2 separate regions of the Homo sapiens genome follow, and region 2 is linked to region 1. Evidence: chromatin loops called from intact Hi-C (ENCODE). Cell type or tissue: PC-3. All regions are shown on one strand. Links, peaks and the distances in the headings refer to the core of each region. The heading gives the core; the rest is flanking DNA.

Region 1 (8,346 bases), core at 123-8,122:
TCAGGGTAATGACCTTATCTATCACTTAAGACATTGATCAGTTCCTTGTGGTGATAATATTTAGAATCTTCTCTTCTAGCTATCTTGAAGTATGTACTACCTTGTTATTTGCTATGGTCACTCTATTGTGTGATAGAACACCAGGACTTATTCTTCTGGTCTCACTGTAGCTGGCATTATCAATTTTTAAGGAATCCTCTTCTAATTTAATTTAGTCCCTGGATATGGAATATGGTTTATTTTTGTTTTTATTTTGATATAATTTATTTTGTCTTTTTATCACTTTACTAAAAGATTACCCGCTTGCTAGCTATGTAAACCTGGGTGGGTTACTTACTAGCTCTGGGTCTCAATTTTCTCATGTAAAAATGGGGTAAATAACAATAATACATACATCATAGGGTTGTTATAATAAATAATCAGGTAATTTTTTAAAAGTTACTATAACAGTGCTTGGCACATAATAAGAGCTATGTGTTTGCCAAGAAAAAATTAAAGAGAGATAATATGTCCAGAAAATTAGCTTAATTATTTTCTAGATAGTTTCTAATTAACTTTCTTTAATTGTGAGAAATTGAAATAGCGAGGCACAGTGGCTCACACCTATAATCCCGGCACTTTGGGAGGCCGAGGTGGGCAGATAGCTTCAGACCAGAAGTTTGAGACTAGCCTGGACAACATGGTGAACCTACCCCCCCTCACCACATCTCTACCAAATAATACAAAAGTTAGCCAGGTGTGATCAAACCTGTAGTGCCAGCTACTTAGGAGGCTAAGGTGAGAGGATTACTCGAGTGCCAGAGGTTGAGGCTGCAGTGAACTGAGATTGCACCACTGCTCTCCAGCCTGGGCAACAGAGTGAGATCCTGTCAAAAAAAAAAAAAAGAGAGAAATTGAAAAATTGAAATACAAAATGCTGGCCCCTCAGTAGAAAAATCAACATTTTGTTTTTAGAACTATTTTCAAGGGGTTATTGGGAGGGTGCCATAGGGCCATAGCCCTTCCCTTCTAGGCTGTAATTCTCCAACACGGGTGTCAGTTATTGAGTGGCTGGCAGCATAACAGGGAATCTTCCAGAAAGTTGGTGACTGATAAATATTGTCTGAATTAATGAGGATTTAACTCATTCTTTCTCAGTAATTCTCCTGCAATTCTCAGCTTGGTCAAACACCCCCTCTTCCAGACGTCCCTTGTTAGTCCAGATCCTTGTGACCACAGCAGTCAACCACAAAGTCACTGTGGTGGGAGAATTCTGACATAACTAGGAGTGCCTGGAAGAGGCAGAGGTTGATAGATGGTAACTTCCAGAAACCATACCACCAACTTCTCCATCTTCCAGTTAAGTAATTTGAAATAAATTTTTGAAAATGGGATGACTTCAGTATCCTGTTTGTATTTTCATAAAGAAGCACATCAAAGTATCTCATGCAAAATAATAATGATAGGATAATCCTTGGAATTTTAAACCATTTTGTCCAAAGAGTAGGGTTTTTTTTTAAGATTTCTCTAGAGAAATTCAATATTTAAAAAACATTGTTCAGCACATATGCTTGTTGAACAATCAGCAAAATAAAATAATATGTTGTCCACATTCAAAGCATTTTTGAAAGTTGTAGATAAGTATTTTTTAAATATTGCCATTGTTTTAAAAAATATTTGTTGATGTCCTGGTTCTTAGGGAGATATGCACTTAGCATATGAGTGTTCATGAATTTTAGTGTCATTATTGTTATTGCTATTATTACTGGTATTCTCATCTTTAATACTCTGCATTCCTCACCCTTCTACTTCTTACCATTATCCTTTTAGGTCCAATTGCAATCTTCCGTGGCTTGCTCCAAGCCTGGGTTTGGACTCATGCTGCTCCCTACACCCCCAAGTCCAGCAAGGGTTTTCTGTTGGAATTTACTTCCAGAAACCAAGTTTAAATCTTTTTCATCACTTCCTCTAACCAGTAGCTAAATGGGATCAGCAAAACTAACCCAACAGCCACTCTGCACACACTTTAACCTCCAATGAAGTTATGGCAGCTGGGTCTCCAGCATTGTGTCTAAGAGAGTCATGGGGGGAAGATGAAGAGAAGATGGGAAGAACGAAGTAGGTAGAAAGTTGATAAAGTTATGAAAGAAAGCAGAGTAAAGGTGGGCAAATGAATATGAGAAGGGATCTGTTCCCTACTGAAACTTAGGTCAGTGGTGGAGAAAAATATATGGAAAGGTGCAAGGGCCTAGTGAAGTAAACATGAGCACAGTCTCTTTTCTCCTAAGAGTCTTTCAGTTTTCCTTTCATTACATATTTTTCTTTTTGAAAATGACATCTCAGAAAATTGTCTTTTTTTTTTTCCCACGATGTCCTTGTTAGGTCTCTAGGATATGATACTAATATAAGAAAACCTATATAGTAAGATGTATTATGAGACCAAAGAAACCTAGTGGGTTATGTATTTCCTTTTGACTATTAGCTGTTGTGGCTGCACTCTGTGATGAAAATAGATCACATTGTGGAAAACACAGGATCATGGCAATATTAAAATGTTGCCTTTTTTTTTTTTTTGAGATAAAGTCTTGCTCTTGTCGCCCAGGCTGGAGTGCAGTGGTGCGATCTAGGCTCACTGCCACCTCTGCCTCCCAGATTCAAGTAATTCTCCTGTCTCAGCTTCCCGAGTAGCTGGGATTACAAGTGCCTGCCACAATGCCTGGCTAATTTTTCCATTTTTAGTGGAGATGGGGTTTCACCACGTTGGCCATGCTGGTCCTGAACTCCTGACCTCAGGTGTTCCGCCCCCCTTGGCCTCCCAAAGTGCTGGGATTACAGGCATGAGTCACCGCGCCCAGCCTGTTTTTAAAAATGTTGTTGATGTCCTGGATTCTTATGGAGATAAGCACTTAGCATATGAGTGTTCATGGGGTAAAGTATATTTGCTCTTAGTGCCTGTATTCGCTTGCTAGGGCTGCCTTAACAAGATACTACAGATTGGATGGGTTAAACAATGGTAAATTTTTGTGTCGGAGGTCCAGAGTCTGGATGTCTGAGACGAAGGTGTCGGCAAGGTTGGTTCCTTCTGAAGATTTTGGAGAATCTTCCATGCCTTTCTCCTAGCTTCTGGTGGTTTGCCCACAATCTTTGGCTTGTAGAAGCATCACCCCATGTCTGCCTTCATCTTCATATGGCATTCTCCCTGCATGTGTGTCTGTGTCCACATTTCCACTTTTTGTAATAACACTGGGCATATTGAAAGAGGGGCCTACTCTCCTCCACTGTGATTTCATCTTAAGTAATTAAATCTGCAATCACACTATTTCCAAATAAGGTCACATTCTGAGGTACTGGGAGTTAGGACTTTAACATGAATTTTAAGGGGACACAATTGAATCCATAGCAGTGCCAGTTCAGGAAAATTTAACTTAATTTACTGTTCTTGGAAACCTATCATTTAGGTTGAGGGTTCTTTCTTAGATAGGACTTCTTAATGAATAACGTAAAAATTTTTAATTAACAAAGTACCGTTTCCAAGCTACCTACATAGAAATTTTCACATGTATCTCACATGGAAAAACCTACCTATATGAAGTGGAAGTCGTCATCCAAGTAAATTTGTAAAGAGTGAAGAGGGCACAGGTGAACACAGGAGTCCAAGTTGTTCCTCCCATAGGTCAGTCCTAAAATCAAGAAGTCATCTTTCAGTGTCAATGTCAGGTCCAAGTTGCCTGAAGAAATCCTAATGGTTTGTTTTTCTTTTTCCAAGATAATTACTGTCTGGGCTAATGGTCTGTTTTTGATAGACTATTTCTATCTTGACTGGATAAATTCTTTCCAAGTCTCTCTTCACCCCTTCTCCTATTGGTTAAAGGAAATCCTTTGTGAAGCTTGTCTCCAATCTCTAGATATGGGGTCTGGTAACAGAGAATCTATTCATTCTTTTCTGTGCACTTTGTCTTTAAGGAGCAGGGGAGGCTGGGGAGAGGTAATTCCATTTCTGTTTCATCTCTAGAATACATACACACACCCTATGAAAACACTTAGTCCTAACCAAATGTACTCCACACCTATCACCCTCTCCCTACCCCCGACACGTGTATACACACATGCACACACACACAAGCTCTCTCTTCATGTGTTGTGGGAAACTTTTAGGGGCAGTTGCACATGGAATCTTCTTAAAACTCCCTGAGCAGTTTGAGGCTATTGTATTATACTTGAAAATGAAGAGTATCTTATTTTTAACATTGAACTGTTAATGCACGCAGGGAATTGGGAAGAAATGTGAGTCTGACTAATAGTTGATTAGAGAAAACGCCATAGGGTTAACTGGAGTACAAACAGCAAGAGAATCATGAAGTGATTTTATTTGGAGTTTTTGAAACTTTCAAATTTGTGTTTTAGATTCTGGTAGGAAAATATACAAGCTGTTTCTCCTCCCCTACAGAAACCTGGTATCAGAAATAAGTCAAAATTTTAGACATATCTTTTTCCATTTACTAAAATTCTTATGGAATAAGTACTTCCAATTATCCAAGGAGGAATTTTGAATATTATGCATGCGTGCTTGCATGATTGAGAGAGAATTTTTGCATCTATTTTTTGTAAAAATACAAAATACATGTATTTATAGAAGGGAAAGTTCAAAAAGTAAGATAAGGTAAAGTGTGATTCTTTATTTTGAGCGTATTTTAGATTTTTTCTTTCAAAATCATGAATTTAAAAGAAAATAGTATTTGTCCAAATATTTCAAGATTCCTTTCAATAACTACCATCAAGACACTATTCTTTTCTTATGAGACCTTGCCCCTGGTTTCTGTGGCACCATGAGAGTGATTCAATAGGAGCAAATGAACAGTTACACACAAACACACACCCAGGCACACTTAAATGTTGGCATTCCTCTTTCCAAGTCTCACATCCTTAAAGACAGAGTTAATGTTTGTGCTAAAGATAGTGGTGTTCACTGAACATTCCATTGCTGTCCATATTTCTCAACCTCCTTGCAATCATGCAGGACCTTGTGATTCGTTTTGGTCAATGGTTGTGGGTGGAAATGATGTGTAATGTTTGCCATTTTAACATAGCGGATGTGTAATGTTTGCCATTTTAACATAGCAGCCTACTCAGCTAATACAAAGGTTTTACACAGCATAAACCACAACACACTTTAATTGTTCAAATATCCACAATTTTATCTTCCTGGTGTGAAAAAGATCTAAAAGGTATATTCTGATGGTCATGGACTCTCAGTCTTGGGTCATCTTTCTAGCTGGGGAAGAGGAGGAGGCTGACACATCTTTCTAGCTGGGAGGTCTATAATTTTTTAAAAGACAGACAAATTAGAGCAACTGGCCCCATCGTAAGAGGATGAGGTGGCCACTTGAATAGAATTTTAGGGTGCTAACCGATGCCTTTTTCACTTAGAGCACACTAGGGCTACACAGAACATTAATTAGCTTAATTTAAACACACTTTTAAACTTCCAATTCACGTGTTTAACATTGAAATGTTTAAGCATTTGAATCCTGCTACATTTTAAAGATTCAACACTGGCAGCTGTTGCATTATCTCAAAAGAAAATGCACCTTAATATCAATTCAGCTTGTTCCATTTGAATATGCAACTCGTGATAATAAAACATTTAAATATTCCCTTCAAATATTAATGTTTGACAATTACTGGGCCTACTAAAATTATCTTCCAAGAAAGAAATTGCTCAAAGAAACAGTATAAGAGGAAGAAACTGGCCCTACCTCATATTGCTGCAGGACAGCTCACCTTCCTCTCTGTACTGTGATGTTTCCAAGATTGCAGCTTCTATGACACTCAATAATTAGGAATATAATCAGTCATTTTCACTGCTGTAAATAGTGCATGGTAGAGTCCCCACCAGCATCTGAGGTCCCAATTAAAATCAAAGGAGGAAGAGAGGATCTACTACTTGAAAGTATCCCACTGATATATTTAAAAAAAATTTTTTTTAATAGTTTTGTTCCAGCCATACCAGCTGGAAGTAATTTCCTTTTAACTATTAAATAGAATTTTCTCTTTTGGCATTCTGTAACACTTGCATTTATCTCCAGCTTAGTTAATTGTAGCAAACGTTTCTAATATTTCAGAAAACTCCAAGTGCAAATCATTAATATAGGAACATAAAAGACATTTAATACCATTAATCCTTTCCCACAATTTAAAAAGATTAAATTTAAATTAAAATTTAAATATAGGATTAAATAGGATTAAAGATTAGGGCTATCTGCTTCAGAACCAAAGGTATAATTCTATATATCCCTTGGGTACTGCAGCTAAAGAAATGCAAAAACTTTGTGTTTTCTTCACTAAAGGAGCTATTGAGAGGGGAAACCTGTTAGTTCTCTGCATCCAAAAGGCTGACTACATTTATGTTTTTATATGTACAGATGTTCCTAGTTTGAAATATCAAGACTCATAGAGTTGAGCTGACAAATTTTAAACTGTCTGCAATTTTGGATTTACAAGCACTACGCAAGGCACTAGACAATAGTGAAGAAAACTGTACGTGAGTTGTGTCACCATGGTGCTTGGAATAGTGATGGAGACAGAGATTACACAAATAATGTAAAATTGTATTTGTGATAAGGACAGTAAATGAATGGTATTTGGAGCCATAACATCATTTAGCCAAGGGATGTGATATATTACTTGCAGACCAAGCAAACTTTCCTTGAGAGAGTGATGATAGGATGAAATCTGAAGGTTTACTTTCAGCAAATGAAGTGGGAGAGGAAGAGTGTTCCAGGCAAAGGCAACAGTATGTGTTAAGGACTTACGTTGAGATGATATGCAGACATTGCATTTTTAAGCTCTAGAAGTTTGATTTGAGTTCTTTTCCATTATCTTCCATGTCTTTGCATGCTCAAAGCTTCTTGAATATATGGCATGTATTTATACTAACTGATTTGATGTTCTTGTCTACTAAATCTGTGTTATTTCTAAGTCTGTTTTTATTGATTGATTTTTATCCTTATTATGGGCTATATATTCCTGCTTCTTTGTAACTATGGTAAGTTTTAATTATATGCTAGAAAATGTGAATTTTACCTTTTTGGGAGTTGAATATTTTTGTATTTCTATGCATATTCTTGAATTTTGTCCTAGGATGCTGTTAAATTACTTAGAAACAGTTTGCTTCTGTTTTTTGTTCTTAAGATTTGTTAAATGGGACCAGAGCAGCATTTAGTAGCCAATTTTGCCCTTTTAGTAAAGTAGTAATGTTTTTAGTATTCTATCCAATGCCCCTTGAATTAAGAGGGTTTCCTGTGGGGAAAAGAAAGAGAGATCAGAGTGTTACTGTGTCTATGTAGAAAGAAGTAGACATAAGAGACTCCATTTTGTTCTGTACTAAGAAAAATTATTCTGCCTTGAGATGCTGTTAATCTGTAACCCTACCCCCAACCCTGTGCTTGCAGAAACATGTTCTGTGTCGACTCAAGGTTTAATGGATTTAGGGCTATGCAGGATGTGCTTTGTTAAACAAATGCTTGAAGGCAGTATGCTTGTTAAAAGTCATCACCACCCCCTAATCTCAAGTACCCAGGGACACTAGGAAAGCCAGGTATTGTCCAAGGTTTCTCCCCATGTGATAATCTGAAATATGGCCTGGTGGGAAGGGAAAGACCTGACCATCCCCCAGCCCGCAGTAAAGGGTCTGTGCTGAGGAGGATTAGTAAAAGAGAAAGCCCTCTTTGCAGTTGAGATAGGAGGAAGGCATCTGTCTCCTGCTCGTCCCTGGGCAATGGAATGTCTTGGTGTAAAACCCGATTGCATGTTCCATCTACTGAGATAGGAGAAAACTGCCTTAGGGCTGGAGGTGAGACATGCTGGAGGCAATACTGCTCTTTAAGGCATTGAGATGTTTATGTATATGCACATCAAAAGTACAGCACTTTTTCTTTACCTTGTTTATGATGCAGTGACATTTGTTCATATGTTTTCCTGCTGACCCTCTCTCCACTGTTACCCTATTGTCCTGCCACATCCGCCTGTCCGAGAAACGCCCGATAATGATCAATACATACTGAGGGAACTCAGAGACTGTGCCGGCAGGGGTCCTCCGCATGCTGAGCACCCCTGGGCCGACTTTTCTTTCTCTGTACTTTGTCTCTGTGTCTCTTTCTTTTCTCAAGTCTCTGGTTCCACCTGATGAGAGAAGCCCACAGGTGTGGAGGGGCAGGCCACCCTTCAGTTTCCAATCTCACCGGTGGGCACATAAGCTATTCTCAGCTCTGGGTGAACCCTAAGGGTTGTTTCCCCTGCTGCTTGGGTGTTTCTTTTTCCAGCTTTGGATAATTTGCTCACATGCATATCCTGATCAATATTTGGCTG
Region 2 (8,346 bases), core at 212-8,211, 60 kb after region 1:
TGAAAGATAACAGGGGAATTAGTGTTGGAAGTCCTACAGGAAACAAATATCCTTTATTGTTGCCTTCATCTTATAAGTCATAATAAACCTAGTTAGTAAAGAAATAAATCTCAAGGAGAGTCATTTTCAGGGAGAAAGGAGACGTGTTAATGTAGCACCATGTGCTAAATTAGGAGGAGGCAGTTTTGTAATAGACATGTTTTTTGTAGAGATATCTGGGTGAGCTTATTTAACAGGGGCTCTAATGTATAGGCAATCTTTTTTTTTTTTTTTTTTTTTTTGAGACAGAGTCTCACTCTCACTCTGTCACCAAGCTGGAGTGCAGTGGCATGATCTTGGCTCGCTGCAACCTCTACCTCTAGGGTTCAAGTGATTCTTCTGCCTCAGCCTCCCAAGTAGCTGGGACTACAGGTTCACGCCACCACACCCAGCTAGTTTTTGTATTTTTAGTAGAGATGGGGTTTCATCATGTTGGCCAGGATGGTCTCAATCTCTTGACCTTGTGATCCACCCGCCTCAGCCTCCCAAATAGGCAACTCTTTTAATTGTCAAAGGCTAATGTGAGGATACCAGAGGAAGTTTAATATTTTAAAGTGCATCACATAAGGGCCAAATCACATGACGATTTATTGTGTGAACACAGTTTGGATTATCCATATGATATTCATATTGACAGCACTGATTTCATTTTAGGACAACAGCATCATCTGCTATATTAATGTTGTTAATACACTTTTTGTGGGTTTTGTTTATCAATTTACTTTGGTCTCATACTTTTATGAGAGCTATAAGAATATAGGTTTTCTATCTATTTCTATGTTTGTGCATACTTAAGTCAGCACAGTACATTTGTGAATGTTTTTTCTTTCAAAGGAGGTAACACATTGCTCATTCTATGGAAACATGACTCCTAGCTTTGATTAATGCACAGATACTCATTTTTATTCCAAATGCCATTCATCAATATAGTTCTTTTGATACCTTTTATCCCTGCTACTATAAAAATAGGGATTTTTTTTTTTTGCTTTGTTTTGTAGTGCTCTCATTTGGAGGCAGTTTAGCTGAATGGTTAAGAATTTAAGTTTTGAGCTGGGCACAGTGGCTCACACCTGTAATCCCAGCACCTTGGGAGGTGGAGGCAGAAGGATTGCTTGAGCCCAGGAGTTTGAGACCACCAAGTTTTAGTAACTTATTTTATTTTATTTTATTTTTTTTGAGATAGAGTCTTACTCTGTCACTCAGGCTGGAGTGCAATGGCATGATCACAACTCACGGCAGCCTGGGCTCAAGCGATCCTCCACCTCAGCTCCAAAAGTAGCTGCAACTACATGTGTGCATAACCACACCTGGCTAATTTTTGTATTTTTTGTAGAATTGGGGTCCTATTTTGTTGCTCAGGCTAGTCTCTAACTCCTGGGTTTAAGCAATATTCCCATCTTGGCCTCCCAAAGTGCTGGGATTACAGGCATGAGCCACCACGCCTGGCCTAGTAACAAAATACGAAAATTGTTTTGCCAGACAAAAGTCATCTTTAACATTTGCCCTTACTACCCACACACATACCTGAAATGGTTTCCTGTGGCTGCTGGGTGTGCAAAAAGAGACTCTAAGGCCTTTAGGCACATGAATTCAGAGCTCAATCCTTCGCTGGGGAATGTAGTTAGAATCCACATGGCTTGAACTCCATAATGGGAGCACACTGGGTCAGCCATTAACATCCAATTCATGTAAGCTCATGACTGAGGTTGCCCTTTGAAACAACCTGAGAGTCTTAAAAAATGCAAATATCTGGGGCTCGTCCCCAGAGATTCTGATTTAATTTGTTTGAAATAAGACCTGGGCAACTATTTTTTAAAACTCCTCAGGTGTTTTTAAGGTTCAGCTTTGAAAACCTCTGCTTTGCCTAGCTTACTTCAGGACCTCATTCTTATCAATTGCCCTCCTCTACATTGTAATTAAGCCATCTGTGGAACAGTTCTCCTATTAGATAGCCAATGACTATTTCACTAGACATGTTAGACCCTTGATGAATGATGATCATTCATTTCACCTTGGACATACAGCCCAAGAATGTGCATTGCCAATAAACAGCAACTACAAGCAAATGAGTTAGTTATTGTAATGTACCCCAAAGTGATACTTCACTGATTTCTGAGAAAAAGAAAAATACAATTTATTTTTGGACAGTGATGTGATACAGAAGATCGCTATATTAGGATGGTGAGATATGAGGGAGGCTTTGGGTGGTTAGAGGGTTTATTCAATCCTATGATTCTGTGATTCTAGGTATCTGAGATCTAAAAAGTAAAGCAGCAATGGGGTTAGAAAAAAAGATTTGGACAATGAAAAGAAGGTTGTGAAATCAAAAGCCTGAGTTCTTATTTCTTTCTCGTCTTCCGTTAGGGGCCTTGCGCAAATACCACAATGAATTTACCTCCAAGCCTCCCATTAGACACAAAGCCACTTTTACTCAGAGGTTTAGTTCTCTCTTCCATTCCCTGGCAGACAAATCCTAAATTGATTCCTCTAAATCGATTTCCTCTTTCTCTTTACATTATTAACATTGCTACTAAAACTTTACTGTACTCATAGATTCAAATGGGTTCAGATTTTCCAAAACATTTCTTGCCATAATGAAGGTGCAGCCACCAGCACGAATTTACTTGTCTCGGTTTGTGGTGGAAAAAAGTGAGAATGGCAAACTAGCAAGCTTCTACTTCTTCTGGCACATATCAGCCCCCTCCATTTTACCTGAATATCTCCTTCTCTGACCTACAGCCTTTGGACATTTGCTTAAATTCCAATGCATACCTACATATGCAGCTGTTTAGTGCCCACTTCCATCTGGGAAGTAGAAGCCTCGCTCGTTGCAACCTCTTTCGCCTTCTTCACCTTCTCTAGCTGCTCTCTCTTCTTTGCTCCCAGTGAGAGTGAATGGTTCCACCATGAACCCGGGGCCTAAAGCCAGGAAGCTGTGTGGTATCCGTACTATTTTCTTTTACCATGATCTCCAATCCATCACTACTATCCCTCCGAAGTATCCTGGAATCTATTCACTTCTCTCCATCTCTACTATGGAAGCTTTTAAGTATGCCATCACTATATCTCATCTGAATTACTGTGACAGTCTCCTTACTGATCTCCTTGCCATTAGCTTAGTTCCCTGGAGTTGCCATGGAGACATTCTTTCCTGTAAGGACAATAGGGAATGTAGCTTGAGAGTTTTAGAAATGACAAGTGTAGCATCTCAGTCATTTTTCCAGTGAACCTGAGAATTAGGGAAAACTTATTTGTTACCAAAATCATGACTTCACACTTATTCCTAGGTTGTAATGCTTTGGAAAACATAAGTTGTTATTATTTTGTCGTTTTGAGGAAGTTTTTATTACATGTTTTTGATTTGATTCTCATATACTATAGACATTATCTGATCTATTCTTGCAATACTCCTAAGTGATTACAATTAACCACAAACAATTGTTTCTACTTTATGGGTAGGGAGATTGATGCAGAGAAAGTATTTTTATGTCCAGTCATGCAATAGCTTCAATCAATAATCAATCAATAATCAATCAGAAATAAAGCCAGGTTTCTCCAACTTCTGACTTTACTATCTCTTGACTATGACTATATAGGCTGGCTGGTGAGGGGTAAAGAGTGAGGGGAGATAACCAAAACCTTGATTATTAGTGGTTATTTAAATTCACAGCAGGTAATGGGAAAATATAGGACCACGAGTTAGCAAGAAAGTTTGATTTTCACTGGTGGCTCTGCTACTCATTTGTTGAGTGACCTTTCAATAAGTCACTTCTTAGCCTCTCTGGGTTTCATTTCTTCCTTTTCAGGTAAGATAGGTATTTGGACCACATCTGAGATAGTTGACCTGGGCTCTATGGAACCCCCCATCCTGCCACCAGTCTCATCGTCCATGGATGGATTTCAAGGAGTTGGCAAACTAAACCTGTACCACCTGTGGAACACATGCACTTTTCTAAGCAGGAGGTTCAGAGACAATATCAGAATTTTAAAGAAGTCTGTGATAAAAAATTATTGACAACAAACAAATGAATAAAATTAGAATATACTGCCTAATAAATACCTAGGATCAAGTATTTTTAGGATTAAATGTGGTTATGTAACAAGAAAAGCTCCTTGCCCAGTGTAATTTCCAAGTATGAATTGTTATCAAATTTCAAAACACATAGCCCCCAAGTCAACCTTCAGAGAGATGTAAATAAATATGAGAGGTCAATCCATGATGTCTTTGTATCAGAATGCATTTGGAATCCTGATACTTTTAAATCTCTTCATTTGTCTTTAGTTCAGATTATATGGCTCCATTTTTTGTGTGTGTGAGAACTCCTGAGGAATTGTTGAGTCATTCATTTTGCAGACATGTGGGTACTCTAACTTCTCACAATGTGTTAATGTTTTAAATAAAAATGTACTTAAGAGGGCAAACAGTGACATTCCAATATGTACAGCTCATATTTTTGTTTGCAAACCCAATTAAACACATCATCTTGAAATCGTGAAATCATTCCAGAAACTGTACATGGCTTTCGAAAAAAAAAAAAAAGATTTTGGCAGCAAATAGGGGAGTTTCCTTGGAATTTCTGAATGCTTATATTATGCTCAGTGGGAGTTTGCTGCTGGAGCACTTGGAACTTGTCTGTGTTTGGAAAGCTGGGGAATTCTTATCATTGTACACATGGGAAAATATAGCAATTTTTTATTTGGAGGATGCAGTGAAATGAATGGTGGTCCATCTGGTGGTCAGGGAAATGTTGAATGATTCCCAATTTAACTTTTCTGTTCAGCCCTAGAATGCCTTTGATGCACATTCCCATGCAAATGTCTTTATACTTCTCTTTCTAGGCAACAACAACAATGCCAGTGATTGTTATCTATGCAAAGACTGAAGCCACTGCTCTAAGGTTGTGAAATTCTAGACGGTCTGCAACATCTCTGTCTCCTTCATTTCTATTCTTATCTTATACCACAATCACCATGTCTAACTCAGTCTTCACACAGGCATTTTATAGATACTTCCCTTACACTGAAGAGTAAGAATTATCTTCTTCATGCATTCTTGTTCATACATACATTTTTTTTTTCAGGATAGTTTTGTGCTTATCAGTTAAACAACCTGTAAGTAAATATTTCATTTTTTCTCTCTCCTTATGCATATTCTCTATCTCAGTAAATTTGTTTAACACATATGCTCTACAAGGCCCTTGATATTAAGAAGAGAAAGATGATTTAAAAAGAGCCTTTGGCTGGGCATGGTGGCTCACACCTGTATTCCCAGCCCTTTGGGAGGCTGAGAGAGGAGGATTGCTTGAAACCAGGAGTTCAAGATTAACCTGGCCAACATAGTGAGACCCATCTTTAAAGAGAAAACAAAATTTAAAAGAGCCTTTATCACTTAGGTGAATCACAGTTTTGAAGATGAAATAGGTGTGTGGACAATTATACTTTTTTCTTGGCCCTTGTCAAAATGGTAATTAATTAATCTGTTTTTGTCTCTCTCACCAGGTACTATTGGTATCTATTCAATGTTATTCCTAGCATCTACACATTGTGGGGCAAAACATGTACTTGTTGAATAAATTAATGAATTATGGCTAGGGCAATAATATTCTTTTTAATATATAGCATAACTGTATTTATTTAAGAATATATTCCAATATCAAAGGGAAAATTCCAACAATGCAAAAACCATGATTCCTTTTGCACGGACCTAATATGTACCGATGGGTTATACATGCCAATCAAGTAAAGGATTATCAAGTAAGTGTGATTTTTTAGTATGGACATTAAGTTGCTGATCACAGATTTTGACTTCAGTGGTGGAGCGTCTCATCGACATCTAAGGCAAACTCAGGAATTCCTAGAGCTGAGTCAGCATTTCTGTCAAGAATTGGCTTTGGGTCCATTCTGGCAAAAGAACACCTGCAGTATTGAATCCCTAAAACTTTACCCTAAAAACAGGATCAGGATGATTCCTAAATACTTATTTTTTATTTTTATTTTTTCCGTAAGTTATTCGGGTACAGGTCGTATTGAGTTACATGAGTAAGTTCTTTAGTGGTGATTTGTGAGATTTTGGTGCACCCATCACCCAAGCAGTATACACTGCACCATATTTGTAGTCTTTTATCCCTCGACCCCCTCCCACTCTTCCCCTAAAGTCCCCAAAGTCCATTGTATCATTCTTATGCCTTTGCGTAGGACAACAATATTCTAATAGAGGCACATTCAAGCTTCAGTGGAGGCAACTAGGATCTTCTTAATTCGGCATAGAGACATCAGAGGTTTCACAAAAAAAGACAATGTCTAAGCTGAGACTTATAAGAATCAGTAGGCGTCAAGGAAAACAGGTAAGTTGACTACGTTTCTGTTGGATGCAGCAAAATATAAATACAGGAGCTGTTAGGAGATAGAGCTGAAAAGAACTTTTTTCCTGTAGGTTGGCATTTCCTAAAGTGTGTTCTGAGAACAGTGGTCCTATCTGTTGCTCAGAGAAAGTAGTTTTCCATGGTACGCTGGTAAATGTTTAACAACTGGCTTCCTTGAAAAAATAAGTCTAAAACTTCTCACTTTAGGTTGCAGCCTAAAACTTCTTAAAAGAGGTATGGCTCAAGCAGAAATTTTAAAAGATAAAATAAGATTCAGAATAGCCATTCTAATGGGGGAAAATTACTTTTATCCGGAATTGTTAAAAAAGAAAAAAGAAGATAATAGAAAAAAGCAAAAGGCGGATCACTTGAGGTCAGGAGTTCGAGGCCAGCCTGGCCAACATGGTGAAACCCCATTTCTACTAAAAATGCAAAAATTAGCCAGGTGTAGTGGCAGGCACCTGTAATCCCAGATACTCAGGAGGATGAGGCAGAAGAATTGCTTGAGCCCGGGAAACGGAGGTTGCAGTGAGGACTAAAAAATTCCTGATTTGTAACATTTGTTGGGAAGAAATGCTGAGTAGCACATCATTCTATAATATTTCCATCACAGTTATACAGGAGATGTGCACAGATACATAGATATTAGTACATGTAGTCACATGATTAGGAAATGATAAATGTTGAGTATTTATTGCTTTAGTTTTTAATATAATTTATCCAATTGTAAATTTTTTATAATTTGTATGATGGCTGTTTACTGGTTTTCCTAATTCACAAAACTTTAACATTTGACTTTTATAAGCTGATAACAGCTGGATTCAGCATATCACAGGTCAAGTATACTCAGGGAACATGGTTTAATACAGTATATTTGTTATATATTAAAGGGCCTGAGAAGTCTTGAAGCAAAAATACATGTCTTAGCTTACTGGTTGAACAACAAAACCCATTTTTCGTATACTAGGTATTAACAAGTCACATAGCCAGAGCACCATGGCATCATATATTTTGGAGGCATGGTGACTCAGTATTCAATGTGCTTATCTCTTTTCTATTACTGGAAATGGTAATCAAATTTACTTTTTTCTATTATCTTCTTTTTTGTTTTTTACCAATTCCTGATAAAAGTAATTTACCCCCATTAGAATGGCTACTCTGAATCTTATTTTGTCTTTTAAAATTTCTGCTTGAGCCATACATCTTTTAAGAAGTTTTAGGTTGGGTGCAGTGGCTCATGCCTGTAATCCCAGCACTTTGGGGAGGCCAAGGCGGGTGCATCACTTGAGGTCAGGAGTTCAAGATCAGGCTGGCCAACATGGTGAAACCCCATTTCTACTAAAAGTGCAAAAATTAGCTGGGCTTTAGTGGCAGGCACCTGTAATCCCAGATACTCAGGAGGATGAGGCAGAAGGATTGCTTGAGCCTGGGAAATGGAGGTTGCAGTGAGTTGAGATCACGCCATTGCACTCCAGCCTGGGTGGCAGAGTGAGACTCCATCTCAAAAGAAAAAAAGAAGTTTTTCTCATTACCCTGTATGAGTCTATTTTCATGCTGCTGATAAAGACATACCCAAGACTGGGAAGAAAAAGAGGTTTAATTGGACTTACAGTTCTACATGGCTGGGGAGGCCTCAGAATCATGGTGGGAGGTGAAAGGCACTTCTTACATGGTGGCAGCAAGAGAAAATGAGGAAGAAGCAAAAGCAGAAGCACCTGATAAACCCATCAGATCTCGTGAGACTTATTTAGTATCATGAGAATAGCATGGGAAAGACTGGGCCCAATGATTTAATTACCTCCCCCGGGTCCCTCCCGCAACACCTGGGAATTCTGGGAGATAAAATTCAAGTTGAGAGTTGGGTGGGGACAAACCATATTATTCCACCCCTGGTCCCTCCCAAATCTCATGTCCTCACATTTCAAAACCAATCATGCCTTCCCGA

What was found. Peaks named below come from ENCODE experiments on the same cell type or tissue, not always from the same donor. Only the 100,000 strongest peaks of a DNase experiment are listed, where the experiment ranks them.
Region 2: it touches region 1 in a loop (2.6-fold over the local background); 4 of 110 quality-filtered maps call a loop at or near these places.

The regions. Positions count from the first base shown.
Region 1 is chr4:174,372,783-174,381,128 of GRCh38, forward strand. All of the region lies in intron 2 of LOC105377547 (a long non-coding RNA gene), which reads left to right. Among named protein-coding and RNA genes, the nearest start is that of MIR4276, 47 kb to the right of the region's middle. RefSeq lists an enhancer at 2,565-3,123. In PC-3, for the core only: no CTCF peak of the experiment used is centred there; a DNase peak (open chromatin) is centred at 5,029; H3K27ac peaks cover 1,767 bases.
Region 2 is chr4:174,433,009-174,441,354 of GRCh38, forward strand. No RefSeq gene overlaps it. Among named protein-coding and RNA genes, the nearest start is that of MIR4276, 13 kb to the left of the region's middle. RefSeq lists an enhancer at 1,414-2,035. In PC-3, for the core only: no CTCF peak of the experiment used is centred there; a DNase peak (open chromatin) is centred at 4,473; H3K27ac peaks cover 1,875 bases.